Regions from separate parts of the Mus musculus genome. Here region 1 is linked to region 2. Evidence: chromatin loops called from intact Hi-C (ENCODE). Cell type or tissue: gastrocnemius. All regions are shown on one strand. Each heading gives the region's core, and the rest is flanking DNA. Links, peaks and the distances in the headings are about the cores only.

Region 1 (16,031 bases), core at 3,826-11,825, 230 kb after region 2:
GTAAACATGGATTTATTATAAGGTGTCCCGTTGGCTTGTTGATGGGAATACATATTTGAAGACGTGTAAACATAGATATTTGGCAAGTGGCTGATGCAAGTATCACTCTGTACTCAAAGGTCAGAGTTCAGATAGATTTGATCATTGCTCAGAAATTATAGATAAACCTAGACAAGCATTCTGCCTTTTAGGGATTGAGTGTCCAAAAGAAAAAAAAAAAGCAGGGTTGTGTAAGAATTTGTGCATAGTCAGAGGGAAAGGGAAACAGGAAAGGAAAAGGTTTTTTGTTTGTTTGTTTGTTTGGTTGGTTGGTTGGTTGGTTTTGTTTTTGTTTTTGTTTTATGAAGAAGGTGTGGGGAAAAGAGTGTAATTTAGGAGGAAAACAGGTATTAAGGGACGATCAAATGAAATATTTCCTAGCTGATGAAAATAGTGGTTAGGGCACATAGAGATGGCCCAGTTGTGATATACTGGTCACACAGTGGGAAGACCTGAGCTCTGTCCCCAGAACTTATGTTAAGGGCTGCCATGGTAGCTCATAGTTGACATCTCAGTAATGAAGAATCAGAGAGGGATGAATTCTCAGGGATTTCTGGCCAACAACCTAACCTGAGCCCTGACTCAGTGGGTTATTTGTCCTCAAAAAGGACTGTGGAGTTTAGGGATCCCAAAGGCTGATAAGTGGGATAGACCTTAGGACACCACATGCAAGTGCACATGATTTTGGCTCACAATCAATGCTTTAGAAACAGAATTCAGCACATGTATGTTTCTTTTTCTTTCCCAGGTTATTATCATGTAGTTCATGACTCACCCCGAATGGCAATCTCCCGTGTAAAGTTCTTATATAAATCCTAAAATTATAACTTTTGGATCTCTGAAACTTTAAATCTTTTTTGTTTGTTTGTTTTTGTTTTTTGTTTTTGTTTTTGTTTTTTCAAGACAGGGTTTCTCTGTATAGCCCTGGCTGTTTTAGAGCTCACTCTGTAGACCAGGCTGGTCTCGAACTCAGAAATCCACCTGCCTTTGCTTCCCAAGTGCTGGGATTAAAGGTGTTCACCACCACTGCCCGGCTGAAACTTTAAATCTTAATGCTCCAATATAATTTAATACATTTTAATCCATATTTAAATTGATCATAACCTAATTTAATGAGTTAAGACCTAATAATACAGCCATTTGTTCTTTTAACACAACTGTAACCAATTATATGAATTCTCTTTCACTTTACAGATATAACCCACAAACGTAAGAACTTTTATTAGCTTATATTAATTGTACATACCAATGAGTTTCTCTGTGATATTTTCCTACATGCATAGAATATATTTTGATTATATTCATTTCTCATGACCCTCTTTGTCCTCTCTCAGCAATATCTTTTCTCTTCAAGCACCATTTCCACCTGATTTTTTTTTCTTTATTTGTGACAGGGTGGATGAGTTTAATTAGTGTTGTTTACATGAGAACTCCCCCTATCCCTAATGAAATGCTGCTATATTTAACCTTCTGCACATTATATTCTGGTACTAACAACTCTGATGAGTTTGTGAGCAAAACAGCCATACCATCCATACCATGTCATTACATTCTTTCCCTATAGATGCCTCATTCAAGACTGAGCCAGCAAGAAACATTCACTTATTCTGAGCACTTTCTCAGTTATAAGTCTCTATAATAACCACCATCCTCTGCCAAGGCCACCTTCCCTGGAGTGCTTGTCTATGAGCATGGAAGTAAAATATTAAGAAGAAAGCTGGAAGGACACAAGTCCACATTTTAATCCATATTTAAATTGATCATACCCTAATTTAATGAGTTAAGACCTAATAATACAGCCTAACTGCAGTTGTTAGGGTCTGCAACCTCCATAACTAGGGCATTTGACTAGATTTACTTTACCAGGATAGAATTACCTCCTGTGCCATGGAGCCTCACATCTAAGCTGAAAGAGATTAGCTATACTGTTCTACTTAGAACCGGTCCTGGGTAGATTGGATGTATGTCTTGACTTTACATTGTAAGGAAACTAAGATATAACTAAGTTAAATAATCTGCACAGACTCACATAAATCTACAATATTTAGTTTCTAGAATAGTATCTAGTTTCAAAATATACTGAATGTGCTAAACATGACTCAGTTTTCACATGTTCTTTGGTGAATGGGGCAATTCTTATAATTTTGTGTGCCACCTATCTCAATACAAAAAAGTATAAGGGAACTTTAATTATTACACTAACATTCACTGTTATATGAAGGAGACATGCACACTTGGTTTTGCCATTATATTAAAAGAGTACTCACCCAAGCAACTGTCAAAGTTAGTGTGCACACCTTAGTCTTTGAGTGATAGCTGCCCCACCCTATCATTCTACTAGTTTCTCTGTTCAATGAACAAATGATAAGTATGGTCAGAAATCATTTCTGATCTATCTCTCTCTCTCTCTCTCTCTCTCTCTCTCTCTCTCTCTCTCTCTCTCTCTCTCTCTCTCTCTATCCCTCTCTCTGTCGAGATAGAGTTTCTCTGTGTAGTCCTGGCTTTCCTGGAACTCACTCTGTAGACCAGGATGGCCTCAAACTCAGAAATCCACCTGCCTCTGCCTCCTGAGTGCTGGGATTAAGGGCGTGCACCATCATTGCCTGCATTTCTGATCTCATAATAGTATACTGACTTATTTTCATTAAGGACAAAATAATTTTGTGTTTTATGTAACAAAAGATAAACATTAACTATTATGTTGGGCCTTAAAATTTTTTATGGCATATAAATTCACGGTCTTGTGACATAAGTTAATACAGATTTCACCTTTAATATTTACAAACACCTTTATCTTAAGAAAGCTAGGTATAATCAGTTTTGTAACTTTGATCTAATACTGGGCTGGTGTAGAAATAATAATTTTGGCTGCCTATTTTTTAAAGGATATTATCATAGAAAAGCAATAGCTATATGAGCATCACATGATCAACTCTTATTCCTGTGTACATTGGTTACAGTACTGTAGCATTTATAGCACTTTCAAACACATTCTAACCTGATGCCTTGCTTTTCTCTAATGGCTTCCATTATCCCCAGCATTAAGTAATTTCATATCCTGAAGACAGAAAACTCAATTCACACCTACCACCTAAACAGCTGATCAGGATATGTGTATGTTAGGGAAACCAGTAACAGCATGAACCAAGAGAGGACTGATTTAAGGCTCACTAATACAAATTTCCCTAAGACTCTGCTACTATTTGCCCAGGCTGCACTTAATTCCATCCATGTGCTTTCAAGGAAACTCAAAACCTCAAAAAGTATGTCACTTCTCCCTCTCCTTTTCTGATCTTATCATTCAGTGAATTGATATTTCTAGGAGAAGAAAGTAGGTTAGGTTGTTCCTATGTTCATGGACTCCCTTAGGCTAATTTTCTATGAAAGATGTTTTTTCCTCTTCCTCTTGAACACTCTTAAACATGGGCATTCTTCCCAAATTACTTCATTGGAAGCAATAAATTCTCTTTGTTTGCACTAGTTACTAAGACTACACAGACTTCCTGTTCTGAGAGTAAGGCATTAGAAAAGAAGCTGGGCAAGCATCTATGGTAACTCTCTTACCTTGCAGACAACGAAAGGGACCCTAAGGGGTTTAGTGGCTTTCTACTTGGTCCCAAAGCTCCTAAAGAGGAGGCAGTTTCTAATAAAAGGTGTTTCAGTTCTGATGCTGTATATTTAATTGCTTCATATTTTCAGCACCACTGATACACATGGTTTCTAATGTGTATCATGCATACACACAGACATAAACACACCACACACACACACACACACACACACACACACACACCCACCACCACCCCTTCCTCGTTTTGCTCTTTGAGAACTAGTGATGCAATGACTAATTAAGGAGCTGTACTATTTGTAGAAACACAATCCAGCAATCCTCAAACATATGATTCACAGAGGTCATATTGGAAAAGATTCCAAAGAAGAAATCCCCATATTTATGTAATTAAGCCTCAAGGATTTAAGATCTTCATTTAATAAAGATTAGTTACAATCCCTTGAATTGCCCAACTTTGGAAGAAAGAAATTTTGTTGTTATTGTTGTTGTTGTTGTCATTGTTGAAAGCTCCAAATAGTACTCAAGTTGTCTCTCAGCTTCTCTCTTTTGCCTCATCAACACAGATTCTGAGTTAGATTATTCCTGACCAAAATCTTTTGTTTGATAACACTCAGAATTAGCTTAACTTACTGTTTTGTTGACTAAGGGAGTGTTGCCAAAGGTTCACTTGAAAGGTTGCTTTAAAAGCAACAAGGATAGCTTCACCATTTACACACTGGTTCTCTTCATAAATGTTAACCAAGAGAGTGTTCTTATGTGTATAGACTTCCTGCTTCAAGTGTGTGACAAAGTTTCACAAGTTCTCACAGGCAGTCCTTTTATTTTGACTAAACATAACAAGATCCTAAAAAGTTTTCTTGTTCATTACAAAAAACAAACCAAACTTGTTTTTCTTTTTCATAGGAAGTTGTCCTTGAAGAAGGAACCACTGCTTTCAAAAACTGGGTTAAAACAGGCACCACTGTGTACAGACAGTTTTGGATCTTTGATGTGCAAAACCCAGATGACGTGGCAAAGAACAGCAGCAAAATCAAGGTTAAACAAAGAGGTCCTTACACATACAGGTGAGTGAGCTCTTGAGAAGGTGAAGTGTTCCCACTTTGTTTCTGAGAACTCTTCTTCCTTAGGAATCGCATTGTATAGAAGTATACTTATTTCCTTGCCAACAAAATTCACATCAAAATGTTTTCCCTACAAGTAAAGAATCTTAGTCTATAGATTTAGATTCTATCTATATGTGCTACCCAAGTGTTATCATATATCATATGAAAAAGAAATGTAGACTTTATTATCATTTTAAAGCTATTAAATAACTCCCCTCCTCGTATCAAAGGATGGCCTAGTCGACCATCACTGGAAAGAGAGGCCCATTGGACTTGCAAACTTTATATGCCCCAGTACAGGGGAATGCCAGGGCCAAAAAGTGGGAGTGGGTGGGTAGGGGAGTAGGGGGGAGGGTATGGGGGACTTTTGGGATAGCATTGGAAATGTAAATGAGGAAAATACCTAATAAAAATATTAAAACAAACAAACAAAAATAACTCCCCTCCTCAAAAACTTATGGTTTTATATGACACTTCTGTCATGTCCCAAACTGTGCAGTTGGCATGCTGAGAATTTTATGAATACATGATGATATCTTAGAATGAAACCGGTATCTTACTTCTGTGATCATCCTGGTATGGCTTCTAGGCCAGAAAGTATAGCAACACCCATCAACCAGTACAGCAAGTACTGGTTTTAAACTTTCTGCATTTTAAACTTCTTTGTGTGATTCAGATACATACTCAGTTTTGAAACCACAGAGCTAAAATGATTTTGCATAGTTGTAGTTCCTACTAAGTGTTGAGGTCAGCTATGTGTTGAGACTTCAGTAGCAATTTATTTATTTATTTATTGGTTTTTTTCAAGACAGAGTATCTCTGTATAGCCCTGACTGTGCTGGAACTCACTCTGTAGACCAGGCTGGCCTTGAACTCAGAAATCTGCCTGCCTTTGGTCTTACTGCTTCTTGAGTTTCATGTGTTTAGCAAATTGTATCTTATATCTTTGATATTCTAAGTTTCTGGGCTAATATCCACTTATCAGTGAGTACATACGGTGTGAGTTCTTTTGTGATTGGGTTACCTCACTCAGGATGATGCCCTCCAGGTCCATCCATTTGCCTAGGAATTTCATAAATTCATTCTTTTTAATAGCTGAGTAGTACTCCATTGTGTAAATATACCACATTTTCTGTATCCATTCCTCTGTTGAGGGGCATCTGGGTTCTTTCCAGCTTCTGGCTACTATAAATAAGGCTGCTATGAACATAGTGGAGCATGTGTCCTTCTTACCGGTTGGAACATCTTCTGAATATATGCTCAGGAAAGGTATTGTGGGATCCTCCGGTAATACTTGCCCCTTCTTAGAATTGGGAACAAAACACCCATGGAAGGAGTTACAGAGACAAAGTTTGGAGCTGAGACGAAAGGATGGACCATCTAGAGACTGCCATATCCAGGGATCCATCCCATAATAAGCTTCCAAACGCTGACTCCATTGCATACACTAGCAAGATTTTGCTGAAAGGACCCAGATATAGCTGTCTCTTGTGAGACTATGCCGGGGCCTAACAAACACAGAAGTGGATGCTCACAGTCAGCTATTGGATGGATCACAGGGCCCCCAATGGAGGAGCTAGAGAAAGTAACCAAGGAGCTAAAGGGATCTGCAACCCTATAGGTGGAACAACAATATGAACTAACCAGTATCCCCCAGAGCTCGTGTCTCTAGCTGCATATGTATCAAAAGGTGGCCTAGTAGGCCATCAGTGGAAAGAGAGGCCCATTGGTCATGCAAACTTTGTATGCCTCAGTACAGGGGAACGCCAGGGCCAAGAAGTGGGAGTGGGTGGGTGGGGAGTGGGGGGGAGGGTATGGGGGACTTTTGGGATAGCATTGGAAATGTAAATGAGGAAAATACCTAATAAAAATATTTTGTAACAAACAAACAAACAAATAAACAAAACACAATTTGTTAAAAAAAAAAGAAGAAGAAGAAGAAATCTGCCTGCCTCTGCCTCTGCCTCTCTGCCTCTCTGCCTCTCTGCCTCTCTGCCTCTCTGCCTCTCTGCCTCTCTGCCTCTCTGCCTCTCTGCCTCTCTGCCTCTCTGCCTCTCTGCCTCTCTGCCTCTCTGCCTCTCTGCCTCTCTGCCTCTCTGCCTCTCTGCCTCTCTGCCTCTCTGCCTCTCTGCCTCTCTGCCTCTCTGCCTCTCTGCCTCTCTGCCTCTCTGCCTCTCTGCCTCTCTGCCTCTCTGCCTCTCTGCCTCTCTGCCTCTCTGCCTATGCCTCTGCCTCTCTGCCTATGCCTCTGCCTCTCTGCCTATGCCTCTGCCTCTGCCTCTGCCTCTGCCTCCCAAGTGCTGGGATTAAATGTGTGCACCACCACTGCCTAGCTTAAATAGCAATTTAAAACATAATATTTTGCTCTGATACACTTTTATTTAATAAAGTTATAGGTGGAATCTTGAATAAATACATGTAGGGAAACAATCAGTCATCCTTTATGTGTGTAGTGACTTCATCTCAAGGTAGAACCCAACCACTTCTGCCACACGATGAGCTTATGTAGTAGCTTATTATATTCCTTCTTCATCTCATAATCCACAGTTTCACTATGGTTTGAACATTGTAGGATTGTACATTTTTTATTCTCTCCAAAGCATATTTCTGAATTAAAATTCAGTTCTCCAAATTATGAAGAGATATCAATTGTTGTTATAAGGGTTATGCCTTCTCTACCACCATATGATTTATGAACTGCATGTTTTAATAGTCTTCTATTTCCTGAAATACCTGTAACAATGTACAATTTTGCCAAAGAAGACTGTTTTTGTTACTGCAAAAGAAAATGTTTTTCATGATATTATAATTACTTACTAGCAAAATATAATGTGAATATCATGATATAAGAAATATGAAGAAATGTATTGGTATAGTTTATACCTATGAAATCTGTAGTCCATTATAAGTCCTAAGAAATAAAATTTAAAATATATACCTAAGAGGTATAACATGAAAAAAACAACCAATGATAAGGAGAAGAGGAGAGTTATTAGAATTTATATTTTATTATTTAAGAATTTAACTTATTATTTAAGGATCTTTCATGAATATCTCTCTCATTTAAGGATAGTGATTCTCTGGTTTATGTTTTAATGTTTGATTTTTGTTTGCTTAGAGATAATGATTTTTGCTTTTAAAGTATTTGTGAAGCTACATTGACTGTAAACATACCAATTTAGCCTAGTTATATTCTCCATTAAAGCACATACATATATAATATACACACCGTATATATGTTATATATGTATATGTATATATGTATACACACACACTATAGGATTTATTCCTACACCTTATAGCCTATTTCTGTATGGAACTGAATGGGGATAAATTAAATATATCTGTTTCGCTTGTGAAGGCAACAAAGAAAGCTGGGAAGAAGCAGGAATTATAGGTACAATTCACAGACAGCAAGTTCTCCTTCACATGGCAATTTCTAACTGTCCTTGACGAAGTATGCTTCTTGTCTCATGGGATCATCAAACTGGAGTTCCTTTAGCTTGCCTAGGTGCCTCAAATGAAGATCAGATTTAAGAAATCCTAAAAAAAAATGTATACTATGTTGAGGTTCTTCTATGTGTTAGGGGCGAGCATGACATGCCAGTGACGACACTCTGAATCCATTTTAAATTGAGGCTATAGAAAAATATGCCCCATACAACAGAGCCGCTGTTTGATTTGGCTAATGACTGTGAAGACGATATTGATGAAGCGGTAATTGACATCATAAGACATGATCGAAGCATAAAATCGCATGGTTTAATATCAAAATTATATCTCAATTTATGAGTTTATGGAGTTCCTTCTAGATATCTTACATTTTAAATTTTATGTTCTTTGCCAAGAATGGTAATAAAGGCATCATGTAACCATGTGAAAAAAGGTGTTGCCCTTGATCTTGTTAACCAATACATCCGAAGACATCCATTTTTCTTTTTTAATTTTAAAATCTGAGTGATTTTCCTCTTTCATAAGAGCTTTCCTAAGACATGTTTTACTGATTTTTTCTCTTCCTGAGCGCCATCTACTGGTTTGATGTTGTAAGTGCCATTTAGGGAAAAAAATGAATCTGATTTAGCTTTAGTTTCACTTAGTCATACCTGCATTGAAATCTCTGAAATTTCTGTAGCCTTACTTGAATCAGTATTAGTAGGTATTTTAATTTTAAAATAGATATTTTGTGTGCAGGCATTACTAGAAATTTGGTGCCTTGGGTTGTTTCAGATTTGTTAGGTTGCTTGAGCATCTTACTCAACAGAGTATAAATGATAAAGCTTTGCACAGCATCTATTAAAATACTGTTCCTGTCCTTTAGACCATGAGCATGTTTTTAAATAATATGGTTATTTCATGAAGCACTGAGAGCCAGGTGTCCTGGCCCACCTTTGTACTTATTTGAACTGCTTAGTTTAAGCCTGACTTAAAACATACCAAAAAGTAAGAAAATACCGAACTTACCCCAAACTCATTATGTTTATGGGGACCCATAATCTGTATCTGATAAGAATGCAAAGTTGCCTATCAAACTTGTAGGCTCATGGTTTTTCAATAGTGTAGTTGTAACTCAGCTCTTATAATTGATATCCAGCAATAGATTAATGTGCTGAGTGAGATCTACCCTATTTCATTTTAATGTCTGCTTTGTACCGACAAAATCTTTTTCTACAATGCAATCATCATTTAACACAGTGATGAAAACTATTACAAGTGTTAAAGGCAAGAGATTAAGAACTTAAGAACTCAGCCGGGCTGTGGTGGCGCACGCCTTTGATCGCAGCACTTGGGAGGCAGAGGCAGGCGGGTTTCTGAGTTTGAGGCCAGCCTGGTATGCAGAGTGAGTTCCAGGACAGCCAGGGCTACACAGAGAAACCCTGTCTCGGAAAAAAACGGAAAAAAAAAAGGAACTAAGAACTCTATGTGTAAAATGAAGGAACAGAGTTCGGTCTGGATCCCTTTAAATTGGAAATGCCTTTTGGTTGCTTAATGGTGGTTTCATGAATGTACTTAACCACATGTAGGCTGGATAGACTACACACTTGGAGAGATCTTTCTAATATGAAAAATATATTCCTACTCTCTGACCCTCTATACCTCAGGATAAAGATGGCTGTTTGGTTATGCTGCCCTTGTATGTCTGAAATCTCACTTTGTGCCTTTTATTCTCACCAACTTTTTCTCTCTTTAATTAAACAACACTCAAGCACTTACAGTTCTCAAACCACATTATCATGATCTTCAGTATTTTAAACTTGCTACTTTTAGTCCTTCTTATGTATATTTACATTTACTTAGACCACCACATGGAATTGCTACCAAAATGAGTTTTCAACCCACTCCACTTTACCCAGTCCAAAGCCCCATGTCTATTCTAACTCAGCTCATTCTATTCTACTTTCCTATTCCAGGTTTAACAACCTTTGCCAGAGATGTCTCACTAGCTAATCATTTACCATGAAATTCTGTTAGTGTAAATTGTGATTTGTTCTGAGTTCAAAATAGTATTTGTTGAAGGAATTGAGATATTTGTTACTCAGGATTTTGACCCCCCCTCATTTTGTTGACTTCTGTTTATTTCAGAGTTCGTTATCTAGCCAAGGAAAATATAACTCAGGACCCCGAGGACCACACTGTGTCTTTTGTACAGCCCAATGGAGCCATCTTTGAGCCTTCACTGTCTGTTGGAACAGAGGATGACAACTTCACAGTTCTGAATCTGGCTGTAGCAGTGAGTGCATAGTAGCAGTTGCTTGGACCATTTCAGAGCCTCTCACAATCGCATATGAACCTTAATCATTTGGCCTTAGTTGTTTTACAACTTCATAAAAACCATGTTTCATGCTATTTTGTTATCTGGATAGATGACCCAATCAGCCTAATCAATTGACTTAATTGATTGATTAGTCTCATTTAAAACCAGCTCTTTAAAAAAGTAATCCTATAAGGGATTAGAAAAATGGCAGAAATTATAATTTTAGACTAGGCAGGATTTGTCAGATTTTGAATGTTTATTTTGATTTTAATTGAACTTGATTGTTATATTTAATCAATTTATTTAAGAAATATAATGGACTTACTTCTCAGATACTGATTATTTTTTTATTGTAGGCTGCACCACATATCTACCAAAATTCATTTGTTCAAGTTGTGCTCAACTCTCTTATAAAAAAGTCCAAGTCTTCTATGTTCCAAACAAGATCTTTGAAAGAACTCTTGTGGGGTTACAAAGATCCATTCCTCAGTTTGGTTCCATATCCTATAAGTACCACAGTTGGTGTGTTTTATCCTGTAAGTACCAAATATAAATGATTGCTATATTTTTAAGTATATAAATCAAGTGTTAATAGAAACATTTATTGTTTTGCATATTTCCTTACTAGTTAATCTGAGAACATATAATTCATTATTTTTAAAGTCTAAATTTTACATGCTGTCAATTTTTATAGTGAAAAATTACTTAATATATTTGACTAAATTAATTTTAATTTAAAAATTAATCAAATTTTATTCTTATAGAAAATTGAAAATTCATTTGTAAATATGTAAATATTTATAAATTGGATTTAATTTTATTTTTTTCTAAAGAATCAAGGTTAGTATGTCTTTGTATTCAAAATCAAACATGTTGATCATAGCTTTTCTCATTTTCTAGAGCTATAATTTTAGTAAAATTTCAATTAAAAGGTTACTGTGAATGTTCCCTTGAGGTATTGAGCAAGCTGCACTTAGCGAGGACTGCCAGACAGCTTCACAGAATGGCAGTTTGGGGATAAAGAGGATGTAGACTCCTTGCTGTAGGGCGTTTCAGCTTTTAAGGTTTGGATTCCTAATGGGATGAGAGTGAGACAGTTTAACCAAGTCTCACTATATAGTCTGACACTGGGTCGCAATACTGCTTACATTTTCCAATTCCTCGTTGCTAATGCATCAGATTATCCAGTGGTATATTAGTTAAATATTAACAGAAAAGCTGGAAGGAGTTAGAGTCAATTTTATTTAACCAAACCATTGCAGCTGGTTAATTCATGCAATGCTGGGAAGGTACCTATAGCCATGGTTACTTATTCTCTTATATTTTGTGTGAGCATATAACACTTATTTGTAGGCAATTTTTATATTCTAACATTAAAATACTTAAAGCTCAAAATGTAAAACTCATATTGTATTATATATCACAAATGATAAAAAATGGTTCTGAATGACCCCTTTCTGAAAAATGTGTAAGTTACATATATGTTATGACATGGTAAATAAAACTTGATCCATGAGTAATTCTTTTATTCATATTTTTTTCAGTACAATGACACTGTAGATGGAGTTTATAAAGTTTTCAATGGAAAGGATAACATAAGCAAAGTTGCCATAATTGAGTCCTATAAAGGGAAAAGGTAAGTAATGTGTGTGTGTGTGTGTGTGTATGTGTGTGTGTGTGTGTGTGTGTGTGTGTGTGTATGTGTGTGTGTGTATGTGTGTGTGTGTGTGTGTGTATGTGTGTGTGTGTGTATGTGTGTGTGTGTGAGAGAGAGAGAGAGAGAGAGAGAGAGAGAGAGAGAGAGAGAAGTAGAGAGACACAGAGAAACAGAAGCAGAAAAATTAGAGAGAAACACACTACGTAAGAGTGAAAGACAGACAGACAGACACAGACAGACAGACAGACTAGGGTATTTTAATATGCTATTTGTATTACTTTACTATTACTTTTAATGCACAAGTGCTGACCTATAAAAAAGACATGGCTAAAGAGCAATCTTGGCATCTTTTTTTTTTTTCCTTTTTTGCCAGACATGAAGCTCTTCATGCCACCATCTTGTTCCTAACTAGCCTGATTGACAGTCAGCAGTATGAACACATAAAATCTTTGCCTTTATTCATAGGTTCTCTTTGTCAGAAAAATGCAGTTAATATTTCCCCTGCAGCACATCTAACATTATAGCACATCCATACAATTAAGTGATAACAAATTAAAACACCAATATAATCTATGAGGTAGGCAAATATATTGTGCTTTTTTAAAATGAATGTATGAAAAAATATACATTACAACATTTTCCAAATGAATCAAAACAGATAAGTGTTTAAAGTGATTTCATGCACTTTAACAAATTTACTGCCATGCCAACTTTTTTCTATTGATAGAAAATGAAATTAGTATTTCAAGGTAGATTAACACAATATACAATATATCACATTTGAAAAGGTGAAAGAACACAATAGGTTTATGAACCTATATTTTTCTGTGCCTCAGTTCCTGATAATTCATCGAAAGAGGCCTAATTTTTGGTATCACTAAAATATAAAGAAACCTAATAAGTAGCAGGAGTAAACGAATAATTGAGGTTGTTGGGTCATGCAGTTGATTTAACTGCATGTGTTTTGGCTGAGTATAACTAGCACCGCTTCCTTTAAATAAATTAATCCACAGTGTATTTTGATATCCTAGTAGACTTTTTTAGGGGTAGACACCGTTAAATTTTTTTTCTCATTCAAATGACTAAAAAAGATTAATAGAGATTTAATGCTAATATTTTAAATCTCTCCCATATATAAATACACATAATTTAGATAACAAAAGATAAATAAGTCCTGTCTCATTCTAATATGGATCTCTGATAATGCTAAAATGGGAAAAATACAAAACTTGTTAAAAGTACAATGAGGATAAAGTCAACATTACATATTTACATATTTCGAATTCTCTGATTCCAAATGCTTGATACTGTGCTCGCTCCTTCTTTTCCTTTTTTTCTTCCCACTTCTATATGGCATTCATTTCAGGAATGTTTTTAGTACCTTTCTTCTATCAGGATGAACACTGAACAATTTACCACATAATTCATTTCTCCCAAGGAAACCAATTCCTGCTTGGAGATCTACAGTTCTCTTATTCTCTTCCAGAACCATGTCTATCTGAGTAGTTTCTATGAGCTTGCCATTTAGCTGTTTAAGTTCATGTCTGTCCTCTTAAGTTACCCAGTACTTCCTTCATAACAATAAGGTTAGGGGATCAAACGATCATGGATTAAGTGAGGTGGAATGTTTATTAAGTCTTTGCTGTCAGCACCTCTATTCTTTATTATGTTGATGAAAGTAGTGTTTCAAAGTTGAAAGAGTAATGTGAATATGGTGTTTTTGAAATAAGAGTATTTATTCATCTTCTTTCTTTTATTCCTAAGGAATTTGTCCTATTGGCCAAGCTATTGCGACATGATTAATGGCACAGGTAAGAATCTTTTTTATAATAACCACAATGAGAACAACTTTACCTTTCCCCCAACAAGTCTACTGCTCTCCTAGCCAAAGAAATCCAGGTGGAGGGGCTATGCTTACCGTTCATCATAATTCAGAGTCTAGTTTTGGGTAGGGTGGGAATGGAACATCTCCTTAATGCGATAGGATTTTTTAGATTAACCATGGAAAATAAGCCTTGTTTCATTACAAGAAAAGTTCTTTGTAAAGTATCTCACTTAAGGATTTGTCATTCAACAAGTAGGTAAAAAGAAATGTAAAGGTATAGTTACTAGTCAATCATTCCTCAATAGTAGACTGGCAATGTAGATGTGAAGAAATACAATTTCACAAAGAAAAATGTCTCCCCACCCCCAGTGAGGCAGCAAGGTTGGAGAACAGAAGGGCAAAATGGTCAGCATGAAGGGAGAAAAAAAAACACATAAAACAATGTTAGATTTCTACTATCAGGAAGAATATATGCAAAGATGTGTTTCTCTACATTAGACTTGGAATGCAAAGAAACAATTAAATCTTTGCTTTAGGCTATAGTTAGGTTGGGGTTATTATTGTCCTTAAGGAGAAGCAAAGTACACACTGTTCTTTCATGTAAGAACTATGGTTGTACAACACAATGGTAATCAAGTACCATGATGCAATGTAAATCAAAGATAAGCCTTTAATTAGTCAGACGCACATACATAATATTTACAAAGTAGGTGAGGGGTTACTCAATAGGAAAGTGATACAATGAAGATGATGAAAGTTTAAATAACAAAGGAAGCCTGGGGCTACCTTTCAAAAGGCACAATTGCAAATTTACTTACTTTTGTTCTGTCTCACAGCGTAGAAAAACGTGAGTGATGACAGTAATGTTTTCCATGGACACTTTTCCAAATAAATTGTCAAGCGTTTCAATACTGGCTATATAAGTCTAATGCTCTGTAATACACTTGCCGTTCCTAGATTGTAATGGATGCTTTGTGTTTAAGAGAGAAATCACCAAGAACTCGGTTCTTGATCTAAGGAATTAGTTGAACTGAAGAGAGCAGAGCTTTGAGAATTTATTAGTGATAATTACAGGAACTTCAGTAATGGAACCAAGGATATAAAGGCAGACTCCAGAGGTAAAAGGAGTAGAAAGAGAGATGAGTAATTAGGAGATGATCGCTGTGAGTAGGATGCTTGATATAGGACTAGGAAGGAGCAAATGCCTTTGAAACAACGATGCCAACATGTGTCCATCATAATCAAAAATTACATCTTCTCTGAAACCCATCCACTAAAACAAATGATACATATTTAGAATGTTTCTTTTCAGAAAAGTAAATCTTGGATGATGGGGAGATAATTTGGTTAGGAGATAGTATGATAACAAGTATAAGAACCGGAGTTAGACTCTTAGGCACCATGTGGAAAAATCATTGAACATGGTTAAGTGTAGTTGTAATTCTACAGGTGGGTAGGCTGAGATGGGTATATACCTGGAGTTCATTCATTGGCCTGCCTAGCCTTATCAGTAAGCTTCAGGTCCCAGTAGGAGAACTCTGATCAAAACTAAAGGTGGACAATGTCTGTAGAGTTATGAACAAAGTTTCTCTCTGGTCTCCACACATACATGAACATGTAAACAAAATAAAGCAATGACTCTGCTAATTACTATCTTACATTTCTTGAAAATGGAAATTTGTGGATTTACTTATGTCATATCTTCAATGATATTTCAGAAAAAATAATTTAAGTGTTTGCAACATATAATCCTTTAGTTGATTAACCACTGGATGCTACAGTGTAGACAATGCCTACTAGCATGGAGAATTTAAACTAAAATTTGCTATTTAGTCTTCTAGTTGAAAGAATAAAACATCGGTCACAAGAGCAATATAATTTTCTTGATTCTTTAGTCATCGAAACATAAATGAATACTAGCACATCGTAAAGTTAGAAAAAAAAAAACGTGATGAGAAAACCACATGAACATGTAATTGAAGGATATGTCGTCAGACCATTTTACCCAAATACAGCCAGTGGCGGTTCACTTTGGACTTATTCATTAGTGAAACAAATGGAAAAGTTATCTGGCTATTTCTTTG
Region 2 (16,031 bases), core at 6,681-14,680:
GTTGACGATACATAGTAAAACCTGAAAGGGGGGAAGGGAGGGGGAGAGGGAGAAAGAAAGGAGAGAGAGAGAGACAGAGAGACAGAGAGAGACAGAGAGAGAGACAGAGAGAGAGACAGAGAGAGAGACAGAGAGACAGAGAGAGACAGAGAGAAAGAGACAGAGACAGACAGACAAAGAGACAGAGAGAGACAGAGAGACAGAGAAAAAGACAGCAAGAGAGACACAGAGAGAAAAATATCCTTCCTTTCTTCTCTCTCTCTCTCTCTCTCTCTCTCTCTTCTTTTCTTGTTTGTTTGCTTGCTTGCTTGCTTGCTTGCTTGCTTGTGTAGACTCATAAACTGCAAATATCGAGAGTCCCATTGACAATTTCAATTGCAGGACCTTGATTTCTAGCTTCAAGAAATGAAATAGAAAACATTTGTATTGTTCAAGCCACCCCCGTGGTATCTTGTTTTGGCAGCCTGAGCTAGTTACTGAAGCAGCTTGTAATTAGTGTGTTCTGGCACAGGTCTTCAGTCCACCTTGTAAAAATTCACCTCATATATTCCAAAACAAACTAGATAATTACTAATTGTAATTAATTGGAAAGTAGCCACAAAGAAATGTCAACCCCCATACTTAGAATTATAGAGTGAAAAATAATCTTTCACTCTATAATTCTATCATTGCTGTATTTCACAAAGTTATGAAATATAATAATATGCTTATTATATCTGTGTTTATTCTTACAAACATATAATTGCTTACTATATTTGTGTTTGAAAAATAAACACAATGATTATAAATCTCATAACAGTTATAACTATACACTTCATATTTATTGAGCAGTTGTTCTGATTCCAGTGTTACTTTTTAAATCTGACATGGTAAGTCAGACATTGTCAATTTTTCCACTTCCCCAAATGATGGAATTTACCACAGCCATGCATGCAAATAAAGAGAACACAGGGATATGTAGAGATGGTCTCAATGGTTTATTAATCCACATGCCCAGGGCTATTATACTACCATAGAAATAGACATAGGAGGTAAAATACGCTGATTGCACAAGACAGGCTTGTTTGAGTAATGTCTGAGATACTCTACCACTTTTTCCTTGTGTGGCTCCTTTAGAAGATAGAGTTTGGCTACATTTTTAAACTCAACAAATTTTGTACTTTATGTAGAAGAAAAATATTTTACTTAGAAAAGTTCTTTCATTCATGGTGACTTCACCACTTGAATTTGAGCATTTCTTAGAAAACTCTTGCTTTTGACTCTAACCAGAAGTAAATTCACTATGCATGTATTGAATCCTATAGGCAAGCACATGCAGAAGTAATAAGAAAAGGAACCTACGAGCAAATAGCTTCAGCTTAAGCTAAGCAATGCTGTGTGTTCAAAAGCCACCCAGGCTCCAGAATTTTCATGAGTCCATCAGTGTAAAGAAAGAACATTACTCATGCCACACACACACATACCTCTTAAATCTCAGTTACTCATAATCCTGTTGTGACCAAAAGTTTAACAAGAAATATTTTCAGTGAAGAAGGGATAATGTTTGAAGGAAAGTAGTTCATCACACTGGGGAACACATGGCCACAGTAGTGTCTGGTGACAGGACTCATGGCATCCACAGTCAGGAAGTATGGTGAGATGAATGTGAACTGGTGGTCAGCTCAGATTCTTCTTTCATACACTGTTGAACCCATGGGATGGTGCTGCCGATATTGAGGGTGTGTTTGCCATCCCAGCTAAACCTTTTTGGAAACACCCCAATAGGCACACCCAGAAGTGTTTTTCCATGGTGATTCTAATTATACTCACGACCAGATTAAATTGACTAGTTAAGTTGATTAAGACTAGTTGATTAAGATTAATCATTACATTCTCCAATTTTAAAGGGTGATAAAATAATAAGTTTACAGACAACATTTCAAGTTTAGGGTTAAACGGTGATATTATTTTTGATCACTTCAATTATAAAGCATAAGTTGTAGGCCAGTCACTCAAGCTTCCTTTACCTCAATCTCTTTATTTATAAATTACATAGAGTAATATTTATCTTCCCCAAAGCCTGGAAATTTGGGAGGAGGAATGAGATAAGGCACATAATGACTCCCAAAGACCATAAAGCTTTCCTTACCATTCATGCTTTACATTGTAAACAAGTCATTAAACATGCTTAGAAAATATTTTAAAATAAGAAAAAGAAAATATTTAGATATGTTAATTCTAAGATTTATGTGGTAATACATAAAGATACTTTAAGAATTCCTATTAGCTACATAGAAGGGAGTGAAAATTGAAAGTGCACATTTGATGACAAGGAGTGTTTTCCTATTCTTCTTTAGTGCCAAATACTTCAAATGATATATTTCTTATCTCACCTCACAAAGCATTATTTTGCTATTCTCTCTTCGTTAGGCCTATCTTTACAATTTCCCTGCATTCAGATATTGTTATATCTGAATGTGTATTCCAGAAAATGGAGAGAGATATCAGCCTCATTTCTGATCAGATTGTTGTAGACAGTATCTATGAGTCCTTGTCTCTTTTACTAGTTTGACAAGAACAAGTGGTAGAAAACAGTACAGAGTTTTTCTCTGAAAAACAATACATGCTGTTTACAAATAAACAATAGCAGAAAATGCCTGCAACCATTATCAAAGCAAAATTAGCTTTAGCAAAGTCTACAGTTAGGTATAACAAACAAGAGAAATTTACTGAGCCTTTCTCTGTGTGTTTGACTGATCATTTAATCCTTAAGCAAAATAGTTCTACTCCTGTCACATGCCTTCATTTTCTGGGAGGTGTAGAAAGTTCAGTGAATGAAGGTCATTTATGACATTAAATAAAAATAACTGACATTATTTTCTCATTAGAGGCAATAACTGTCACCTACATTCAGAAGTAAGTTTGCCATCTTTTCCTCCACAAATAGATATATCACTTCATTGTTAGAAGATGTGTGGACACCTTGGTTGTGTATAGGTAATTATAAACATTCAAATTATCGTATTTTCCATTTGTGAACTAGGAAAGTAGAGATTTTTCAGATAAAGGAAATGCAAGATTACAAGCTTTGTGTCATAATGAAATTTTAAAGAAAAAATGCAATGTGTCTGGTTGCCATGTTAATTATAAAACAATTCTAGTGTTTTATGAAATTTCTCTAATCCATGGTCTAGGAAAAGATGCTGTTGGTAGAATTCTCTCCCTAGTTTCAGAACCTCAGAGTGTGAGAGATGAGAAATGAAATATATTATACATAAATATTTGGAAGTTACAGAGTTAAGGGTTTAGAGATGAAAATAGAGCTATTAATAGAATTTACAGTTTTTCAAAATGAAATTGTTTTAAGAAAAACAATTTTTGAAATTGTTTGAAGAAAAACAATTTTGTCAAATTTTATATAGCTATTTAATATTTTAATTCTACTTTCATAATTTTATTGTTCACACAAAGTATAGAATTCAATCCTTTTTAGTTTATTCATGCTTATGTGACCATCATCATAGTCTGTTTTCATCTTATTTTCTTCTGAAAGAAATCCTTTACTTAGTAGTAGTCCAGTAGTATCAGTACCCCACTATATTTCAGAGTAGTTATTATTTGAGACTCTAGAAGAGATTTTTTTTCCATTCTGCATAATTTATGTATGTGCAATTATATAACATATGCTCTTTATGACTGGTGCCTTTGCTTAGTCTAAATTTTTAAGGATTATCCATGTTTTTCATGTACCAATAACTTCCTAATTGTCTTAATTAGGGTTTCCACTGCTGTGAATAGACACCATGACAAGGCAATGCATATAAAGGGTGACATTTATTTGAGGCTAGGCTTATAATTTCAGATGTTCAGTCCACTGTCATCATGGCAGGAAGCATGACAGCACCCCGGCAGACATGGTACTGTAGGAGCTAAGAGTTCTACATCTTGATTTGAATTCAGACAGAAGAAAACTGGTATGGGTTTCAAAGCCTACCCCCAAAGTGACCCACTTCCTGTAACAAGGTCACACCTACTCCAATAAGGCCACACCTCCTAATAGTGCCACTCCCTGGGCCAAGCATATTGAAACAACCACACTATTAATATCAAATTTCCACTGAATTTACAATATTATTTGTCCATTCATCTGTCAATAAACAATTGTATTATATTACTTCTCCTTTTTTATCACCTTAAATATTACTGCTGTGTGTAGTTTTACACAGGATTTTGGATTTTAAAAGACATTTTTCTTCTAGGAGACACATGTCTGACTGGAATTATTAGGTCACATGGTGACTCTACATTTATTGATAAAAAACAGTCAAAAAGTTCTTCAGTAAAGACTTTACCAGACTGTGTATTTATGCCAGAAGTGAATGAGGTTCCATTGACTCCACTTCTTCATTGACACTCATTGCTGTTTGTGATATTGACTAGAGCCATTCTAATAACATAATTTGATAGTGATTCCGCTTTTTGTTGGAGTAATAAGGTATAATGTTCAATAGTTTTTTATTTGCTTATTGGGTATTTTTAGAAATATCTATCCAAATCCTTTTCTTATTTTTACTGAGGTTATCTTTTTTATTAATGAATTTTAACTGTTACTAATCAATTCTAGGTGTCTTTTATTAGATCAGCGACTTGTAAATCTTTTCATCCACATTGTAAATTTTCTTTTGCTTTCTTGTTAGTACATATTAAAATATGCAAAGTAAAAACAAGAACAGAGAAATTTATATGGTTAGGTTTATCCATTTTTAGTTGGTTTTTATTTGCTTTGGGATCATATCTAAGAACCATTGCCTTACCCAAAGCCATAACATTTACATCTGTGTGTTCCTTTAGTGGTTCTATAGCTCTTGAACTTGGGCTCCTGATCTTCTTTTTGTGTATGGGCTGAAACCAAGGTGCACCTTAATTTTTTTGCATGTGGATATTTACTTATGGCATAGTATTCTAAATAAACATGTGAAAGCTTTTCCAATATTCTACACATAATTTCTTTTGTTCCTAAAAGTCACCTAGCCAGAATTTCTTCTCGTTTCAGTTATATTCTTAGTTTTGGGTGAATTTTCATCTGGCAAAGCCACTGACAGATTTAGCTTTAAGCTAAGCTTCAATGTTTCTAAGCTATTTGACAAGTAAGCTTTCTTTAATATCTTAAACAAAATTCCTACGCTTGACAGTGAGTTGCCTTCTATATATAGCCCTGCATCAATTTCTATAGATAGAAGGATGTGGTCATATTTATGGATAGTGTAAAGTCACAAGCTGATTTTGTAGCCAAGTTTAGTCCATTCTAGAATATTCTGCCATCGAACAATGCCCATAGTCCTTAGAGTCTATTCCTTGCTGATTGATTTTAACTGTTAATATGGTGGGGTCATAATGCCAAGTTGTCTAGTCATATATATATGTTTGTACATTTCTATGAGATATTATTCTAAGTGTGCATTATATTATATGAGTAGAGTCGCCAGTAAAGCAGATTGTCCTTTATGACATATATAGGTCCTATATGACCAGCTGGAGGTCATAAGAGAAGAGATGGAGCGCACCAAATAGGGAAAAAACTTACTTCCAGATTATAACATATACAATCTAAATTAGTTTTCAGTCTTTGGGCTTCTGACTATATCAGTTCTCAGAATTTTCAGCCTACTAGTCTGCTCTGTGGATTTCAGAATTGCCAGCCCCCACCATTTCCCTAAAATAAATCTCTGTATATAGATACACATCTTGTTCTGTGTCTTTGGAGAATCCCTCCTACTATTGTAAGTGTTACAGCTCTGGGGGAAAAGGTTTTCCCAGTATAAGTATTGTAGCTCTGAAAGGAAAGGTACCCTAGAAGTTGAGAGCCAAGGAATATCACAAATTCAATCTGGACAACAAACCTCACACAGATTAATTGGTAAAAACTCAAGAGGGTGGTTGCCTCTACTCAGATGAGAAGCAGAAAAGAACTTGAGAGGAGACTGATTTTATATACATTTCTTGTGTGTATGTGTGTGGAGGGGTGGCTTTCCACAGTGGCGTGGGATTGGTGGAATTTTGTGACCTAATCTGGGGTCAAACCCCGGGATTGGTGGATTTTCAAAACCCTACAGCTATAGCATGTGGTTGAAATTGAGAGAGGTATTTTAGGTAAAATATTAGGGCTACAATATAAAGAAGAGCGATGAAATACATGCTGATGATAAAATCAGTATCTATATATCTGAAAAAATTTTCAGTATCTGGTTTTAATACCAAATTTATTCTGAATATTTTACTTTAAACACCACTTTATGTTGACACACAAGGCAATGTACTTAAATATCACAAGGATTGTTTAAGGCAGAAGAAAACTCCTGAGGGGTGTTGTCCGCTCTTTACTTCCTGTTAAAACATTAGTACCTTTTAATGACTTACTTTCCTTGGTTTTGAAGAAGAAACACATGATATTATTTAGCACAATTCCACTGTCTATATATCATGCAGAGCAAAACGTCTTCAAAGTACACCCAAGCTCTATCTCTAACATTAACCTGATAAAGCTTCTCCTTGTTTTTGTAAGTAAATTTTATGCTGGTAGAGGTTTCCAAACATTTTTCAGGATTGCAATTTGTTAGCTGTTAGGTTTATTTTCTAAAACATTGCTAGAAATTTTTTTACTAAAACATTTTGGACATAATTACACGCTTATTCACATGTATTTGCCCAATGATATTCTAGAACAGGGGAACCTGTTCTAATGTCTAGGAAATACCAAGGAATATGGAAGTATGATAAGAATATTAATTTATTAATATTAATTTATATAATATAAATACATACAAACTGTAATATAATTATCCACACTATTTTAGAATTTCATTTATTCACTCCACATGGCAGCATCCTTCCAGCACTCCCCATGAAGATCCTGCCCCTATTCTTCCATCCCTTCTCCTCTGAAGCCCCCATGTATCATCTCCCCACATACCCCACGCCCTACCCTCCCATTCCCTTCACCCCCTACCCCAGCCCCAGCTCATCAAGTCACCACAGGATGAGTTTCACTTCCTCCCACCAGAGGCCAGAGTTCGTGGTCCAGTCAAGGGAATGGGATCCACAGGCAAACAGCCAACAGATTCAGGGATAGCCCCATTTCCAGCCATCGGGTGATCCACATGAAGACAAAGCTGCACATCTTCTACATGTGTGCAGAGATCCTAAGTCCATCCTGTGCTCTCTCTTTGGTTGGTAGTTTAGTCACTTGAAGCCCCCAAAAGAAACTTGTTACTTTTCTCTGTTGATCTTCCTGGGGAGTCCCTGTCCTCTTTGGGAGCCCTTGATCCTTCCACCAATTCATAACTATCCAACATTTTTTTATAATTTTTATGATGGACAACACTGAATTGATGTACAGCATAGAAAAACTGTTGGCACTATCATGGGAAATGGAGAACTTTTAGGAGGTTGCACTTGGTTGCAAGAAGTAGATTCCTGGGAGCCAGAGACATCAAGATCGTACGGTTTACATATAGCCTGGTTCTGCTTCCTACTTGACCTCTCTGCTTCCTAGTCAGAGAAAAATGACAAGCTTGACTCTCCCTCCTGCAGGACTGGATAGGATACTCTCACCTTATACCTTCCTGCTATACTGGATTAGATCCCCTGAACCAAGAGTCAGGATAAACACTTCTTCCCTCTACTTCTTTCTTTCTTTCTTTCTTTCTTTCTTTCTTTCTTTCTTTCTTTCTTTCTTTCTTTCTTTCTTTCTTTCTTTCTCTCTCTCTCTCTCTCTCTCTCTTTCTTTCTTTCTTTCTTTTTAATATTTTTTTATTACATATTTTCCTCAATTAAATTTCCAATGCTATCCCAACAGTCCCCCATACCCTCCCCCCCCCTTTACCTGTTTCTACAGTGTGTTTTATCACAGTGGTTAAGAAATTAACTATAGAACAAACAAATGATGACCACAAGCGGAGAAATGAAAGGTTGAACAACTACCCATCTTTCTCAAAGACTTATGTTCAAGGGAGAGAGAAATCGGCTGGGGAAATTTTATTTTGGCTCCAGGAAATATTAAGCAACTCCTTAAATTATAATTATTTCTTTGACAATTATTCAGCATGTCTTTTATTTCAAGAACAATTGTATGGGCTTTCTGCAAAGAATTTAATTATTTTTTAATCCTAAACTATATGTAACATTCCTTTGTTTTTATGGATGATAAAACAAGAGGCAAGACATATAGATAAATTACCGAAGATAACAGTAAATTAAGAGTTTATGACCACATATCTTTAACTCTGCTTAATCATTAGACTAGTTTTTCCCTTGTGTTTCCTTAATTTTTTTCAGACATGGAAAGAAGATATAATGTAAGTAACAGTTTGAATGGGTACAGCGTTTATTGATAGGCTAGATTTGTGACATGTTTCTGTCTAGAAACTCAGAAAGGAACAAATAAAGGTTGAAAATAGAATATGAAATCGTAAGCTTTGCATTGTTGTGTCCTCAATTTCTGTCTTCAGTAGAACTGGGGAAACCATGACATGAACTGAATGCTTGCTAAAGTAGTACACATGTGCATGTCTTTGATTTCCTGTAGTTATTAGCAATGCATGCTGCCACATGCAAACATAAAGTGTACTTGTAAATACTGGCGGGGGTGGGGGGAGAAAGAAACTGACAGGAAGGAAGAGAGAGAGAGAGACGACAGAGAGGAGACAGAGACAGAGAGACAGAGAGAATGGAAAAGATAAGCCACATTGCACACAAATTGAGAAGAAAGAAGTATGGAATATTTGGCAAAACTCACAAATTTTATTCCTTATTATATCTTCCCTAGTTCAATGAGTTGTGTCTATTTGAGAGTTACAAGGAACTCCTGAGAAACTGAACTAATTATGTTCATCTGAAGATCTTAAGATGTTTTAATATAAAAAAAAACCCACAATCCTTAAAATTGAGAATCATAAGAATTTTTCTTAGTCAATTCTTGGGAATAGGCATTAAAGGTTTTCTAGTATCTAAAAACCTGAAGATTGATAAGAAAGTAATATTCATCATTATTTATGTGAGAAAGAGAAAAATGATGACATCACTACAATACCTGTTCTATTTTAAAGAGCTATTGGGGTAGGAGTGTGTGTGTACGTGTGTGATGTCTGTATGTAGTATAGTGTTTATAGGAAACATTTTAGGTTTACTTTCTTATCATTTGGGTTCACATTGCTGATATGACATTAAATGCTCCATTTTTCATAATTTATTTTATTTTGGATCTAGATGTAGGGCCAGGAGCATTGGGTATAGAAGGTAAGTCCTCAGTAACTCACTTGCCTCCCTTCCTTAAATTAATGCCTATTACATTACTGTTGAAAAAAGAGAGACTTTAATTGATTGTGTCACACAGCTATTGAAACTACCATTCAAATTTTGCCTTAAAAAACTCTGTCAGAACCAAAATACCACACCACCTCACTGTCCTGACTCAGTACTCAACTATTCGAGTGTACCATGTAGATTGTTTTCTTCAGAGTTAAGATTCTCGAGAATGATGGAGAGCAACATTCCTGAACAGACCATAAATAACTTTTAAACTTTTTGTGCATACATCTCCTTCAGGAGAAAATCTCTAAATCCCACATTGGTGATTGTGTAGGAGGCGAGGCTCACAGGTAGACAGTACACTGCCCAAACTGACAGAGAATGACATCCTGAAAGAACTCCACCTCCTGCTATTCCTGACTCTGTGCAGTCCTCATCATTGTCCTCTTTCTCCCTCTCCTCCTTCTCCTCCTCCTCCTTTTCCTCTCCCCCTTCCTCCTCCCCCTCCCCTTCCTTTTCCTCCTCTGTATCTTCTTTGTCTTGGCTTCGTACCCAGGCTGACTTCTCTGATCAGTGTCCTGTCCCAATCTTTCAGATGAGATGCATATTTTCAAATATAAGATTCTGCACAGGGAGCTCTAACCACTCGGTGAAGTCCGTTTAATAGTGTTTGTACTTTCTAATAGAGCTTTGGACATGTTAACTATTTAATTAAGATATAATTGAAGTGTAATGTGAAAATTGTCCCTATCTAAAGTGCATTGTTTGATTTATTTTTGCCATTTTTATATCAACCTTTGAGACCATCACTTTAGGATCACATACAACTCAGAGATTTACTTGTGGCTTTTGTACTCTGTTCCCTACCCCTACGTCCTGTCCCAAGGCAACTACTGTCTTGCTCTCTGTTATTACTCTGCAATTCAGAGAATTTAAAAATGTGTGCATGTGGGGAGGGGGAACTTGTAGAGTCCACCTCCAGTGGAGGGATGGGGTTGCCATCCCACAGTCAAAAGCTCTGATCCAGAATTGTTCTTGTCTGAAGGAACTACAAGAACAAAAATGGAGAAGAGCATGAGAGAAAGGAGCTCCAGTGACAGGCTCAAATTGGGAACCAGCTCAAGGGGAAGCCAGGAGCCCTGAGACCATTACTGATGCTGTGGTATGCTTACAGACAGGAGCCTAGCATGACTGTCCTCTAAGAGGCCCAACAAGCAGCTGAAAGAGTCAGATGCAGATACTAGCACCCACCTAATGGACTGAAGCAAGGGACCATTATGGTTGAATTGAGGAAAAGCTAGAAAAAGCTGAGGAGGAGGGCAGCCTGGTGGGAACACCAGTGGTTTCAACTGACCTGGACCTCCGAGATCTCTCAGACACTGAGCCACCAAAGAGACAGCATACTCCAGCTGATATGAGGCCTCCAACCTACATACAGCAGAGGACTTCCTGCCAGATCTGGCCTCAGTGAGAGAAGATGCACCTAATCTTTGAGAGACTTGAGGCCCCAGGGAGTGGGGAGGAATGATGAGGTGTGGGTAGGGGGGTGGAAATCAGGGTTGGGGGTTGTGAGGTATTATGTGGGGAGAGGTGGGGAAGGGGGATCAAGTCTGTACTGTAAAAAAAGGAATAAAGAAAAAAAAAGGAAAGAAAGAGAGAATCTGTGCATGCAGAATTTAGAAACTGTGCAAATATCAACAGGCAGAAGGAAAGATATTAACTCAATAGTATTTGCACAGATAAGAGAAATGATAATGCATTGCAATAAACCAGTATTTCACAATGATACAAAAAAATAAACTTTTGACACTTATAAGAATACACATAGCTTTGATTCTCTATCTAAGCAAGTTTATACAGTTAAAGCTGCTCTTTAAGTCAGGAGTTCTTAGTGTAGCAGGGGGAAGAGGGAAGACTTAGCTTACCTACTAATTGTGTAAATATATATATGTATATATGCAGTGTATTATGAAGGAGCAAAGGAGAAAGGAATAGTACTGGAAGCCACTGTACATGTGATTTACATTGTATTTCACAGCATCTTGTTTTTCTAACTGTAGTTCTCAGCTCCTACTAGGTGTTTACTATACATATTGGCAGCATGACAATATCCATTATCTACAAGTATGTTCTTTCCAAATGCTGGACTCTCATGAGTAACAGATATGGATACCTTCTTGAGATACAGACTCATTTCAATTTCAAGTGCTATAGACAGGCCCAGAGAACCTGACCACCAGGGGGCGCCTTCCATTCATGAAAGGAACTTTCCCACTAAGTCGCTGAAAAATAGGAGCTAGCAATATGTGAGTAACAATGATTAAAGAAATAAGGGGCCATGGACTTTAATGAAGCAAGTGTGTCAATATGGAGGGTTTAGAAGGAGGAAGAGGAAATGGGAATAATGTAATTATATTATAATTTCAAAAATTAAAACTATAAAAAGTAAAAAGGGAGTACTGAGGCCATACCTCAGTGTTAGGGAATTAGCCTTATGTGCTTGATGGAGGAGGAGGAGGAGGAGGAGGAAGAGGGAGAAGAGATGGAGGAGGAGGTCTGTGGGAGAAGATAGAGAAGAGGGGGAGAAGGAAAGAAAAATGTTTTATGTGGAAAAAGAGAAATGTTCTGGGAGGCTGTTGCTTAGTGAGTAGAGATGTTTGCATGCTGACAAACATAAAGGGCCTAAGTTTGATCCCTAGGTCCTACCAGCTATCAAGAGAGAATCTCACCATACACACTGTCCCCTCAAACACACACAATTCAATAGACAAGGGATGGTATAAATCATGCTGTTTACAGTTCTTATGTCGCTACAGCCCAATTTCTTTAATGATTTTAATTTTTAATAGGGTTTGCTAATCTCAGATATCTACTGTATATTCACTCATGAACTCTCTTTGTTGTTCATTCTGGGTAAAATGTTTTCCTTGTTGTTATGAAAAGATTCTGATTGGCTATTCTCAGATGGTTTCCAACAAGTTCACGAATCCCATGACCTTTATCAATGTTTATGAATCACAACTGTCTACTCTTCTCAGGCTTACAAACTGTTTCTCTTGCCTCTCTACCTTCCCTCTTCTCCCCATTTGAATTCCATCTTGTTTTGTTTCAATTAAAAATTCTGTACTGATTCTTAGATTCTTTGTTGTCAACTTGATTACACCTGGAATTAACTAAGACCCGAATGACTGGGAACATCTTTGAGGAATTGTTTCTTTATTAAATCATTTGACATAGGAAAACTCACTTTTTTTAAAATATTTTTTTATTACGTATTTTTCTCAATTACATTTCCAATGCTATCCCAAAAGTCCCCCATACTCTTCCCCCCCCCCCACAACCACTTCCCTACCCACCCATTCCCATTTTTTGGCCCTGGCGTTCCCCTGTACTGGGGCATATAAAATTTGTGTGTTCAATGGGCCTCTCTTTCCAGTGATGGCCGACTAGGCCATCTTTTGATACATATGCAGCTAGAGTCAAGAGCTCCGGGGTACTGGTTAGTTCATAATGTTGTTGCACCTACAGGGTTGCAGATCTCTTTAGCTCCTCGGATACTTTCTCTAGATCCTCCATTGGGGGCCCTGTGATCCATCCAATAGCTGACTGTGAGCATCCACTTCTGTGTTTGCTAGGCCCCGGCATAGTCTCACAAGAGACAGCTATATCAGGGTCCTTTCAGCAAAATCTTGCTAGTGTATGCAATGGTGTCATCGTTTGGAGGCTAATTATGGAATGGATCCCTGGATATGGCAGTCTCTAGATGGTCCATCCTTTTGTCTCAGCTCCAAACTTTGTCTCTGTAACTCCTTCCATGGGTGATTGTTTCCAATTCTAAGAAGGGGCATAGTGTTCACACTTTGGTCTTCGTTCTTCTTCAGTTTCATGTGTTTTGCAAATTGTATCTTATATCTCGGGTATACTAAGTTTCTGGGCTAATATCCATTTATCAGTGAGTACATATCATTTGAGTTCTTTTGTGATTGTGTTACCTCACTCAAGATGATGCCCTCCAGGTCCATCCATTTGCCTAGGAATTTCATAAATTCATTCTTTTTAATAGCTGAGTAGTACTCCATTGTGTAAATGTACCACATTTTTTGTATCCATTCCTCTGTTGAGGGACATCTGGGTTCTTTCCAGCTTCTGGTTATTATAAATAAGGCTGCTATGAACATAGTGGAGCATGTGTCCTTTTTACCGGTTGGGACATCTACTGGATATATGCCCAGGAGAGGTATTGTGGGATCCTCTAGTAGTACTATCTCCAATTTTCTGAGAAACCGCCAGACTGATTTCCAGAGTGGTTGTACAAGCTAGCAATCTCACCAACAATGGAGGAGTGTTCTTCTTTCTCCACATCCTCACCAGCATCTGCTGTCACCTGAATTTTTGATCTTAGCCATTCTGACTGGTGTGAATTGGAATCTCAGGGTTGTTTTGATTTGCATTTCTCTGATGATTAAGGATGTTGAACATTTTTTCAGGTGTTTCTCAGTCATTTGGTATTCCTCAGGTGAGAATTCTTTGTTTAGCTCTGAGCCCCATTTCTTAATGGGGTTATTTGATTTTCTGGAGTCCACCCTCTTGAGTTCTTTATATATATATTGGATATTAGTCCCCCCCCATCTGATTTAGGATAGGTAAAGATCCTTTCCCAATCTGTTGGTGGTCTTTTTGTCTTATTGACGGTGTCTTTTGCCTTGCAGAAGCTTTGCAGGGAAAACTCACTTATAATATAGATCTTTGAGGTGGGGAGGAAAATCTTCAATTTAGGTCTTCCGAGGTTGGCAGATCCACCTCTAATCTGAATCACACCTTCTGCTGGCATCCTGTATCAAGGACTTGGAAGAAGAAAACCCTCTCCCTTTTCCTGCTTGCTCTTACCCTTATAAGCAAGTCCATTCCTTTACTGGAATTAGAGACTACTTCTTGAGGATTCCAAATACTGAGGACAACCTTAGATATAGAGCCTCATGAACTTAACAAGTACTGGATTCATAAATTTTCCATTCATAGGCAGCCATGATTGGATCAACTAAAAGTCATTCTATAAACACACACACACACACACACACACACACACACACACACACATATATATATATATTTGAGATTTTCTCTTCCCAGATGTCTATGTCAATCTCTCCTCTCTCTCTTTCTCTCTCTCTTTTTCTCTTTCTCTCTCTCCATATATATGGAGAGAGAAAAAGAGAGAGTCATTCTATCTGGAGAAATCTGACTGACACACTAAACATTTTTTGATCAAACTGAAAATAAGTCATACTTTAGTGAATTGTGCATCACAAGTGACCTAGGCTCCTGCCCTCAGTCAACCCTCCCCATCTGCATGCATCTTTCACTTCTTGTCTCTGTATTTTTGTTTGCTCCAGATGTTTTACAATTAGCCACATTGTCTCTCTTACATAAAAAAAGCACTTGTGATATTAATTAGAAACAATCTTTTGCTTGAATCATCTGGAATAGTGTATGACAAAGGAAAACTTCAGAAAAAAGTAGAACCAGAGTCTTTCTGCAAATGCAGAGAGACAGATTCTTGAGAAAGAAATGATTGGCTTACATCACCACAAATGCCTATATTGACATGCAAGTAGGTGTGACGGTTTGATGACTGTGTTGGTTGATTTTCGTCAACGTGATACAACCAAGATATATCTGGGAGGAGAAAATTTTAATTGAGAAAATGTCTCCATCAAATTGACCTGTGGGCAACTCTGTGGGGACATTTCCTTGACAATTGCTTGATATGGGAGGGTCCAGCCACTTAGGACACTGCTATCCCTTGAGAGGGATTTTCTTTTTTGTTGTTTTGTTTGTTTTGTTTTGTTTTGTTTTGTTTTTTGGAGACAGGGTTTCTCTGTGTAGCCGTGGCTGTCCTGGAGCTCACTCCATAGACCAGGCTGGCCTCGAACTCAAAATCCACTTGCTTCTGCCTCCCAAGTACTGGGATTAAAGGGGTGCGCCAATATTGCCCAGCAAGAGGTGATTTCTGTAAGAAAGCAGGCTGGTCAAGTCCTGGGGAGCAAGTCAGTAAGCAGCCTCTATTGCCTCTGCTTCAGTTTTCATCTCCACCTCTTTGCCTTGATTTTCCACAATGGTGAATGATGACAAGAACGTATAAGGTAAAGTAAACCCTCCCATCCAAACTTTGCTCTGGATTATGGTGTTTATCATAGTAATAGAAGACTAACTTGGAAGATGAGAAAGAGAGAAAATGAACACCAGGCTCCTCAGACTTTGCAACAAACAGGGAAATCATTCTATTTAAAACATTCTAAGTAAAGAAAAAACTAACACGACAAGTATTTATTTCTTGAAGACACACTATCATTTAAACACATTTTGTGAATTTGTAATCAAATGGAAATGAAGCACCCTAAGAAGGCAACGATTTTAATGTGTCATAAACTTACTATTAACTCGTTACCATTAGCAGCCATCATACCTCAGCCTCTCACAGCATCCATGAGTATGATTTGTAATATTGTTATAACTCTACAACTAAGAAGCTGAAGCTTGGGGGTGATAAAATAAATTAGAAAATAGACACAAGGGCTGGAGAGATGGCTCAGCAGTTAAGAGCACTGACTGCTCTTCTGAAGGTCCTGAGTTCAAATCCCAGCAACCACATGGTGGCTCACAACTATCTGTGATGAGATCGGATGTCCTATTTTGGTGTGTCTGAAGATAGCTACAGTGTACTTACATATAAGTAAATAAATCTT

The links. A loop is a pair of places that touch in the nucleus more often than their neighbours do. Peaks named below come from ENCODE experiments on the same cell type or tissue, not always from the same donor. Only the 100,000 strongest peaks of a DNase experiment are listed, where the experiment ranks them.
Region 1: it touches region 2 in a loop (9-fold over the local background); 27 of 42 quality-filtered maps call a loop at or near these places.

Annotation. Positions count from the first base shown.
Region 1 is chr5:17,809,083-17,825,113 of GRCm38, reverse strand. It overlaps Cd36 (CD36 molecule), which reads left to right. Exons shown (of 15, transcript NM_007643.4): 4 at 4,514-4,674; 5 at 10,294-10,441; 6 at 10,822-11,001; 7 at 12,010-12,101; 8 at 13,887-13,933. Among named protein-coding and RNA genes, the nearest start is that of Cd36, 19 kb to the left of the region's middle. In gastrocnemius, for the core only: a CTCF peak has its summit at 8,748 (motif pointing left); no DNase peak of the experiment used is centred there; H3K27ac peaks cover 1,031 bases.
Region 2 is chr5:18,038,706-18,054,736 of GRCm38, reverse strand. No RefSeq gene overlaps it. Among named protein-coding and RNA genes, the nearest start is that of Gnat3, 84 kb to the right of the region's middle. In gastrocnemius, for the core only: a CTCF peak has its summit at 11,506 (motif pointing right); a DNase peak (open chromatin) is centred at 11,526.